2 separate regions of the Homo sapiens genome follow, and region 1 is linked to region 2. A link is a contact called in ENCODE Hi-C data. All regions are on one chromosome and are shown on one strand. Each heading gives the region's core, a stretch centred on a gene start or an enhancer-like site at or near the end of the contact. The rest is flanking DNA. Distances are from core to core; before and after follow the strand shown.

Region 1 (5,325 bases), core at 1,829-4,328, 500 kb before region 2:
TGCTTTAGATGAATCTGGATAAAGAACAGGAGATTTATTTATTTATTTAAAAAAGGGGGAGTGACAGTGAAAAAATTCCAAGTAGAAACAAAGTTTTCTTCCTATGAAATGGCATGTGATAAAGTGAAAAAATGTTTTAGTAACAGAAATAGATGAATGGGAAGTAATATGTGAAGGGGCACTGGAAGAAGATAAAACTGAACAGATATGAAGAGACCAGATCATGGATTCCTTGTGTCATGCCAATGAGTTCCAACATAAAACAGTAACCAGGGAGCCACTGAAGGTATTCAGGCAGAAAAGTAACATGATTCAATGTCTCTGGCAGCTGCTGGTTGTTTTAAGTAAATAATCAGTACTTTTTCATGTGTCACCACTGGTGAAACAGAAAAGCATCTCAGCAGCAAACAGTAAGGAGTCATTGAAATCTATAATGTCATTCAAATAAACCAGATCTAAAGGCCCATCAGCACCCTGGTACTCTGCCAATCTCAGAACTCAGGGTTTTCTCTATTGACTTCTACAGTCTCCGGCCACATGGCACACCTCTCAGATTCTCTCGCTTCATTTCACAGCTCAACAATGATGGTTTTTAAAACTTTTGGTCTCCACATCCTTTTATAATTTTGAAAGTCAGTGGGGACTCCAATGAGCTTTTCTTTATGTGGGTTATATCTGTTAATATTTATTGCCTTAGAAATTAAAACTGACAAATTTTAAAATGTTTATTAATGCTTTTAAAATATCAATAATAGTACCATTAAATAGTCACATTATTTTTATTTAAAAAAGATATCTCCTAAAACAGAAAGAAACTAAGAAGTGGTAATGTTTTATATTTTTTTCAAATTTCTTTAATTTCTGGCTTAAGAGAGGACAGATGGAGTCTCATATCTTCTTCTGCATCCAGTAAGTTGCAATATATTTTTTTGGTTGAAGTATATAATAAGACTCTCTCCTCATGTAGTTATATAGTTAGAAAAGAGAGAAATCTTTTCAGATTATTTTACTGAAAATAATTTATTATTATTCCTTTCTGATAATATGCCCAAACTCAACAAATGGTAGTTTCTTAAACTTAGTTGCAATGTGGAATCTAAATATCATTGTAGTTTTTATATTCCATTATATGAAAATCTCTTGATCTCTCTTTCATTTTAATGGAATTTAGCCCTTGCTAGATTGTGTTACTTCATGCATTGGTCATTTGTAAAACATTAGCTCACTGAGTTATGCAGATCTTCCAAACTTTGACATATATATCATACAATATAAAAACCACCACATTTGTTAATATTAGTAATGATCTAATCAGATAGCTAAGTGTTCTGCACTGTAAGCTTTCAAGCTTACAGTGGTGAATGCAAATTTTCTAAAATTTCTATTTTTTCCCTGAAAATTCAAATTTTATGATTAACAAAGAAAATTGATGACAAATACCCAAATTGTAATAACTGTAATTTGTCTGTTACTTTTCAAATGAAAATGGTGTTCCATGAAGAAAAGCAGCTCGTTCAGCTCATAATCCAAGCAATCTTAGTGGTTTTTTTTTTTGAGATAAGCATTATACTTTGGTATGCAGTAGCAGTGCTTCATGCATACTTTCTATTTCATCTTATAGACTTTTGAAATCATTTTCTATCAGATGGTCTTTTTCTTTCTTTTCAATCACTTGTAGGAGTAATTTGCATTTTCTTCACTGGATATAAAACTTTCTTCATTGGGTATATGTACTGCAAATAATTCCATTTATTCTCTGGCCTGCATTTTTGCTCAGTAAATGACATTTTTCGGTAAGTATAGGTTTTTCATTTTCACATAGTTTAATTTGTAATTTTTTTCCTTCATGATTAGTAGTTTTCTGTCCCATTTAGGAAAAATTTTTAACCCAAAATAATGAAGATACTTTTCTACTTTACTCCCCAATATATTTTGTAGTTTTCGGTTTAGAGGTCTTGTACATGTTTAATTAGATTTATTCTTAGGTAATTTATATATTTTGATTTTTTGGCAAAATCAAAATACCTTATTTTCTCAAGTTCCAAATTTATTGCTGGTGTATAAACATATAACATATTGTAATACATAATGGAGCCCAGCAACTTGATACATTAACTTAACAATTTCAATAGTTTTGCTGTAGAGTCTTGAAATTTTTACATATAAAATCACATTACTTGCAGATAATGATGCTTTCATTATTTCATTATTCATTCCTTGGTTACCTGGCAGTGTGGCTGTGCAAACATTTTAGTCTCAGACCAGAGATTAGAGTATCTGCTTTGGAGTGGGGTAGGGACTTCCACAGCCAGAAAGTGCCTCAGCAGTATGGCTAAAATTGTGCCCTCCCTGTAGCAGGCCTAGGGCAGGAAGAGAACTCCTACGGCTGTGGTTTCTCCTGGGTAACAAGACTTGCACCAAGGCCCAGTTTGGTGACATGGAACTCATCTGTGTGTGACTTTGCTGAGTAGCCCATGCTGCTCCTTGGAAATCATGGTGCAGTAGAGGCTCCCCTCTGCTCTACCCCCAGAGAGAAATCCAGGAATTTGGACCATGTTCTTGCCTGGACCAGCAGCCTGAGCTACCCAACCCTTCCTGGACATAGATTGTGCAGTGGGGCTCTATGCTCCATGCCCAGGCAGATATCAAGGCATCCATAACACCTGTTACCCTGGTTCAGCAGCTTGAGCCACACTACCATTCCTGGACATAAATTGTGGTGTGGGGGGCCCTCTCTATTCCATTCCCAGGCAGATCCTATACATTTGGAGTACTACCTTGACTGAATCAGCATGCTGAGCTGTCCCACCCTTCCTGTGCAGAGATCCAGCCACAGGGGAATCCTTTCTACTACACAACCAGGCAGATTTCCAGGCATTCAGAGCACCTGCTTGTTTAGTCCAGCAGCCTGAGTTGCTTGGTGCTGGGGGATCATTTCTGCTCCACGCTCAGGCAGAAATCCAGTCATTCAGAGAACTGCTCATCTGGATCAGCAATCTGACCTGCCCCACCCTTCTGTGCAGAGTTTCTGATGCAAAGAGGCCCTCATTGCTCCATGCCCAGGCTGATCTCCAGACTTGTGAAGCACCTGTTTGCCTGATTCAGCAGCCTGAGCTGCCCCACTTTTCCCAAATGTAGATTATGGTGTAGTGAGGCCTTCTCCACTCCAAACCAAGGCATATTTCGAGACATTTGGAGCACAAGATCACCTGAATCAGCAGTCTGAGTTGCCCAGCCCCTCCTGTGCAGAAATATTGGTGCAGCAGGACCCACTCTGCTACATGCCCAGGCAGATCTCCAGACATCTGGAGCACCCACTCTACTAGATTAGAAATCTAGGCCATCCCTTACTCCTGTGCAGAGAACTTGGAGCTGAAGTAGGTGGCTTCCTACCTCCACACCTAGGTACACCTTTGGGTGCTTGGTGGCTACTCACTGGATTCTCCCCTTGTTGCTGGTGCCTCTGCCTGGCATGGGGGACCCATAGGTCAACCTGTCTGTTTTGGTCCCACCCTTCAGTCTCTTGCTCCTAGGGCACAACAGGGAGCTCAAACTACTGTATACTCCACAAATCATCCCAATGCCTGAGGCAACAGAGAGCTGCCAGTAAATAAGGATTATGTATATACCCAGCCACGTTGGCCACAGTCTGTTCTTACCAATAAGCACCATCCATGGGCTTACATGTCAAACTCCACAGCCTAATATAAAATCTGCTGAAAGAAATGCATAGCGCTATAGAAACAAAGCCAAGAGACCCTACCAGCATGCCTTACAACTCCTAGAAATAGAGAGGAAAGGAAAGAGAAAGAAGAAAATAATAATAACATTGTAGGGAAAGGAAGAAAAAGAAAAAATCCTACCCACATAAAAATAATTACAAAACTTAGAGGTGCCAGGATCTCCAGATGAGAAGAAACCAGTGCAAGAATTCTGGCCAAATGAAAGATCTGAATGCAGTGACACCAAGAAAGGATTGTACTAGCTCTTCAGCAATGCACCCTAACTGAAATGGAAACTCAGAAATGACAAATAATTCAAGCCATGGATTGCAAGGAAGCTGAATGAGATCCAAGACAAGGTTGATAATCAAACAAAGACACTCCTAAAGCAATCCAGGAAATGAAGGAAGAGATAAACATCTTAAAAAGAAATGAATCAGAATTTCTAGGCTTAAAAAACTCACTTAAGGAATTTCAAAATACAATTTAGGCTGGGTGCTGTGGCTCACTCCTGTAATCCCAGCACTTTGGGAGGCCAAGGCAGGTGGATCATCTGAGGTCAGGAGTTCGAGACCAACCTGGACAACATGATGAAACCCTGTCTCTACTAAAAATACTAAAAATTAGCCAGGCGTAGTGGTGCATTCCTGTAATCTCAGCTACTCAGGAGTCTGAGGCAGGAGCATCTCTTGAACCTGGGAGGTGGAGGTTGCAGTGAGCCAAGATCTTGCCCCTGTACTTCATCCTAGGCAACAGAGTAAAATGCCATCTCAAAAACAAACAAACAAAAAATTAAAAGCTTCATCAATAGAATGGACCAAGCAGAAGAAAGACACTCAGAGCTTGAAGATTGGTCTTTTGAACTGATAGACTCAGAGAAAAATAAAAAGAATTTAAAAAAATAAAAAAGTCTTTGAGAAATATAAAAGTATGTAAAGCTACCAAACCTACAAATTATTGGCATATCTGAGAGAAATAGAAGTGTAAACAACCTGGAAAATATATTTCAAGGAATAATTTAAGAAATCTTCTTTAATCTTGCTAAAAATAGACATCCAGAGACAAGAAATCCAGGGAATACCCGTGAGATACTATACATAATGAAGATCAACAGGCATATAGTCACCAGTCTATTTAAGGTTAATGCTAAAGAAAAAAATCTTAATGGTAGTTAGAGAAAAAGAGTAGATCATATACAAAGGGAAACCCATCAGGCTAAGAACAGACTTCTCAGCAGAAACCTTATAAGCCAGGAGAGGTCGTGGTCCTGTTTTCAGCATTCTTAAAGAAAAGAAATTCCAGCCAAGAATTTCATATCCCACCAAACTAAGCTTCACAAGCAAAGGAGAAATAACAGCTTTTCCAGACAAGCAAGCACTAAGAGAATTCCTAACCCATAGACAAGCCATATAGGAGATCCTTGGGGGAATCTTAATGAATACAAAAAAAAAAAAAGAAATCATACCAACAATACTCGACCATAGTGGAATAAAAATAGAAATCAATACCAAGAATATCTCTCAAAACTACAGAGTTCATGGAAATTAACAATTTGCTACTGAATGACTTTTAAATAACAAAATCAAGATAATTATTTGAAATA
Region 2 (5,302 bases), core at 1,528-4,027:
TGAAACAGCATTTCCTGAAATCATGAGCGTAGACAACAAACCATAATGAAATTAAAACCTCTATGACTTTTTCATCATTAGCAATCATAGATATTTCTATATTACATTATATTGTTGTAGATATCCCAAAACATATGTTTCATTTATGTACATCTCTATTTTAAATTAAGGTAGTTATTAGAACACAGCCAGACAGTACTTAATATATCAACAAATAAGTACTATGCCACAACTTTAAAAACTTTTGGTGGCTGTATTTCAATATAGCTGGCTTATTTTATAATTGTATGTGTTTTATGTATTTAAAATCTAATCTGAAAAACTGACTTCTAGCATGACAGTATGAGGAGCTTCATTTCACCAATAAAATTGATTAAAATTATTATGAAAAACAACCATTCAGAGACTCTGGAAATGGTCCAATGGGCAAACAGAAAATGAAGAAACATCAAGAAAATCTGCCAAAATTCTGTAAGAAAGGCAAGAGCCTGCGGTATTTGAACTAAGACTTCTCCCTCCCTTCCCTCTCCCAGATCAGCAACTCCACACTGCTGCAGCAAAGAACATAGGGATGCCTTTCTGCCCAACCAGAAAGCTTCCTTCCCAGGAAGAGCAGGACTTCAGCGTTTCTCAGCTTACTTCCGAAGGTTTATTGCTGAGGTCAAATTCCAGTTGAGTGTTGATGGGAGATGAGGGCTCCCTTTTTCCCCAATGGTGGAATAAATGCTCTACTTCTGGCACGGTGCAGTGAAAATATTGAGACCCCAGTAGCCTTTTCTCCAACTCGAGATGGTGGTTCTATGCCAGGAGAAGCAAGCCCAGAAGACCTTAGCCTGCTGACTCCCCTCCACTGAGCACTCAGATCCTAGACAGGGGATGTCACTCAGAAAGAAGTTTACATTGCCCAACCTTGAGCTCCAGAGGTCCTGTTAGACACGTTACCTGTGGGGAGAAGCAGGCCATTAAAAAAGAAAAAACAAAACAAAACGAAAAAAACAGCTCCTAATTTCTTCCCAAAGAAATCAACTGCATTTGAGACAGAGTATGGAAAAGTTGTAACCTAAGAGGACCCTCAGGAACAGTAAAGGTTGTGATGAGATTATGCAAAACAACGAACAGACAGTAAAAAGAATGAAGAAAAATGAACAGAGCCTCAGAGGAATGTAGGCGCCAATAGCGGACCAACGCCCACATAAATGAATCTGGTACTTTTGGGAGTACCAGAAAGAGAGAAGAAAGAGAATAAGAAACAATACTCAAAGAAATAATGGCTGACCACTTCTGAAAATTTATTGGAAAATAGCCATCTACATATCCAGGAAGCTCAGCAAACTCTAAGCAAGTGAAATATGAAGACATTCACAAACAAACACATCATAGTAAAGATGCTGAAAGTCAAGGAGAAAACCTTGAAATAAGCAAGAGAAAAAATTATTTTTGGAAGGTGTTAATGTACCTGACTGCCATGGGAGCCAATGCTCAGAATAAGTTCAGAAACCTCAGGTATAGTCATCTAGAATAAAATAGTTGCCCACAGGAGATAATTGGGGGGAAGGGGTAGTAATCTCAGTTCTCAACAAGAGTTCATCAAAGTGATACAGAGGTAAAATGGAATCAACCCAAAATCCCATCAATATTAGACTGGATAAAGAAAATGTGGCACATGTACAGCATGGAATACTATGTGGCCATAAAAAAAATTTCATGTCCTTTGCAGGGACATAGATGAAGCGGAAACCATCATTTTCAGCAAACAAACACAGGAACAGAAAACCAAACACTGCATGTTCTCACTTATAACTGGGAGTTGAACAATGAGAACATATGGGCACAGGAAGGGGGACCACACATCAGGGCCTGTTGGTGGGTGGAGGGCAAGGGGAGGTATAGAATTAGGAGAAATACCTATTGTAGATGATGGCTTGATGGGTGCAGCAAACCACCATGGCACATGTTTACCTGTGTAACAAACCTGCACGTTCTGCACGTGTATCCCAGAACTTAAAGTATAATTTAAAAAATGAAAAAAAAGCCTGTGATCAAAAAAAGAAAAACGAAGAGGGTGCTAAGTTAAACAAAATTAAAAAGGTTTTGTTACTGCAAGACTTGTCATACGTTTTGTAATGCTAACTGTGAGTCCCTAGATGTAGGTAAAAATTACAGCATTTCCCAAACTATTTTGACCATGAAAGCCTTTTATGGAATATATCTAAAGGTTCAAAGTTTGAAGAGCACTTTGGGAAACACTGGCATGAAGTTAATAAAAGTGAGGGATATTGATCACTGCTGGAGTCAATTGACATTTTTCTTTCCTGTATGTCCATATCAGGCAATACTTTCTCTTGAAGGTATACATGACAGATAACTATCCATATTTTCAAAGACATCCTAGGTGAAAGGCTGTCTGAGGTTTCTGGTAATGCTGCTTGCCAAGGCCACAAATTTAAGCCACCCTGAGGGTGACTGTGCCCTAGACTGTCTTTTCTGATTTTTGGATCACATTCTGCTAAAAATCTTTAGACTCTACATTAATGAATACAGAAAAGAACAACCCCTGCTAACGGGCTTCTTTGCATGGAAAATTCCTTCCCATTCCTGTTTCTAGTCTTAGGTTCTGGTTTATAATAACAGCCTATCAAAATGTTGCATGCAGCTTCAAAAAAAGTAGTCATCATCTGAGAGCTATACTTAACATCAAATGCCAAGGAAGATTTGTCAGCAGCTGAAGCCTGGAGCACAGCCAGTTCACAGCACTGAGGCTCCGCTCACTGCAACTCACCATTAGAGGGTGTATATTAGAGGATGGACCCCAGCCAGATATAAAGAAGCTGTGGCTCAGCAACTTGAGTCAGGTGACAGCAAACAAGGAAGACTGAAGGAACAGTGTAAAGGGAGGCAACTTCAAGAAACATAATATTACTGTTTCCTGTCAGAAAAATGGCAATACCAGCAGCTAGGCCAACCTTAGTGTGCCATTCAGAGGTGAAGTGGCTATTATTCTTTATGAAAACGCTTACAGCCTCTAACAGAAAGCAGTGATTCATAAAAAGAACTGAACGCTTCCTAAGATGCAAACAGGCAGAGAAATAGATGAAGACTCACTATGGAAATGACCTAAGTCTAACCAAGGGTATCATCAAACACAAATACTCTATATAGAAAACATCGTTCCAGTGTACTTTATATGGCTGTTGAACTTTGCTCCTCCATTCTTTCAAACAGCTATGCAAGCTTGTAAGTCTCTAAATTAAGGTCCATCCTGGCTGAAATACTTAGAGTGGTTTCTGTTTTCTTGACCAAAATAATCATATTGTATTTTTCCTATTCAGAGGGCCTTGAACAATAAACTGAATGAGTGTGGGGGCAGACCCTGTACTTTCCTAGAATGTTGTGCGCAAGATGGTGAGCATTGAATACTGGCATGTTAATAGAGTAGTGAAAGAATAGAGTAGAAGCCTATCTATGTTCTCTGGCGACCTTCCTATAAGCAGGCCACTTTCTGAATAAAAGAGGAGCAAGTGACAGAAAAATCTAATGCATGCATAAGACAGAACCATAAGACAAATAACTACCAACAACAGCAAAAACAAACCAATTTCAAGGAGCCAGAGCAATTTTGCATAAAGGATGGAGCTGCAAGCAGGAGGATAAGCATCATAGATAGAAAAATATTTTGAGCTAACCAAGACATTTGAAGGATCCCAAGATCCATAGCTAAAAAAGAATCAATGGGCAATCAGGGCCCAAGAATTGTACTAAAAATCTATAAAAATGGAAAGAGCTCACCTATCAAACTGACATTTAAAAAAAATAAAATATCATATCCCATCTTGGCAAATTCAAAAGTGCAGCCATTTTTACACAGTGTTTGTGGGAGTATAAATTGCTACACTGACTTAGGAGATGAATTTGGTAATATGTTTTCAAAATGTTCATATTCTTTGCCCATGCATTTCTACTTCTAAAATGTTTTTCTACCCAAATCCCAATTTTGTTCCCAGAAAAAGTGTATATGAGTGCCTTAAGGATGATCAGAGGAACTGACTACAAAATATCAAGTGGTTCTATCTAGGTATTAAGATAGCATTGCAAATACTTATTCTCTGTTTCTTCTCTTCTCCATTTTCTTTGGATTCTTCCCTGAAAAAAACAGATACTAATTCTGTAATACATAAAGTAAAATATACTTAAATAACAATTAAAAGAGCAATAGAGTAGAAATGCACACAAGTGTCAAGGAGACTTGATCACAGTTTCATGTCTTTTCTAGATTATTCTATAGTTCCAGGAAGGCAAGAGATAATTTTAGAAGGATTGCTTCAGATCCTACAGTTAGGAACCTATAAAGGGAGACTCCTAACAGAAGTGGAGAATGCAGAGACTGAGTAGCAACAATTCCTCCTGAAAGAAAAAAAAAAATCCAAAGACAACAACCCTCAGTCTAACACAAATAGAGTGAGCCTCCATCTCACTAAGAAATATAGGGAAACTCAGATACAAGTGAAGGATACCAGCGTGATATAGACCAGGAATCAAAAAAGAGAGTATTACTTTCCTGCTCTTCCACACCTCTTCCAAAGCACTCCACATCTAATACATTACACCTTTCAAGCAAGGCTAGGAAAGTTTTTTTTACAGGATCAAGAACAAAATTATGCTGATTTTTGTTAATCCAATGATATTTGTTCTTCTAATAGTCTGTAATGCCAAGGGAAATGGAGGCCACATCTTAGTTGTTATTGTATTTTCAGTGCTTCGTGCAGCACTTGGCTCAAGGAAAGTTTGATGAGCGAATGAATGAACAGCAATTTGAATGCTTTTAGTAAGCCCTAAAATCAACCCATTTTAATCAAAAGACAGCCAGTAATTTAAAGTAATTAACCAAATTCCTTTGAAAAAATATACAAATATACAAAATAAATTTATTAGAATTTTTACAATTTCATTCTTACTGATATTCAAGTTAAATTCAGATTCTACCCCAATTCATCAGGTTCCTAATGCAACTATCATAAACATGCCAGTTACTATACCTCTCTAGGTATTTGTGGGCCTTATGTTTTATGATTGAGTCACTTAGAAGAAATAGTTAGTTGACCTACAGTGAATTTAACAAGAGCATGATACACATCAGCAATATCACACAAGAATGAAATTGGTGCTGACTGGGTGACAGCCTTTACTGTGGGGCAGTGAGGGGCTTGAGGGCCTGTATTGTGAATGAGAATGACAGCACTTCAGAAAGACCTGATGTAAATTCTTTGACAGGTCATATAGTCACATTCAAAAGTACTCTTGCTGC

The links. Hi-C counts contacts between places; a loop is a spot of excess contacts on that map. Pooled maps may share reads with other maps.
Region 1: a map with no recorded cell type shows a loop between it and region 2 (1.8-fold over the local background). The contact joins two enhancer-like sites. A Hi-C loop is called at or near these places in 3 of 37 single-sample maps with no recorded cell type and 3 of 50 pooled maps.

The regions. Positions count from the first base shown.
Region 1 is chr2:183,990,909-183,996,233 of GRCh38, reverse strand. No RefSeq gene overlaps it. Among named protein-coding and RNA genes, the nearest start is that of MIR548AE1, 390 kb to the left of the region's middle. Within about 2 kb of position 3,078, at least 2 of the 41 ENCODE cell types and tissues checked have a DNase peak (open chromatin) inside an H3K27ac peak, as active enhancers do.
Region 2 is chr2:183,488,571-183,493,872 of GRCh38, reverse strand. No RefSeq gene overlaps it. Among named protein-coding and RNA genes, the nearest start is that of NUP35, 370 kb to the right of the region's middle. Within about 2 kb of position 2,777, at least 2 of the 41 ENCODE cell types and tissues checked have a DNase peak (open chromatin) inside an H3K27ac peak, as active enhancers do.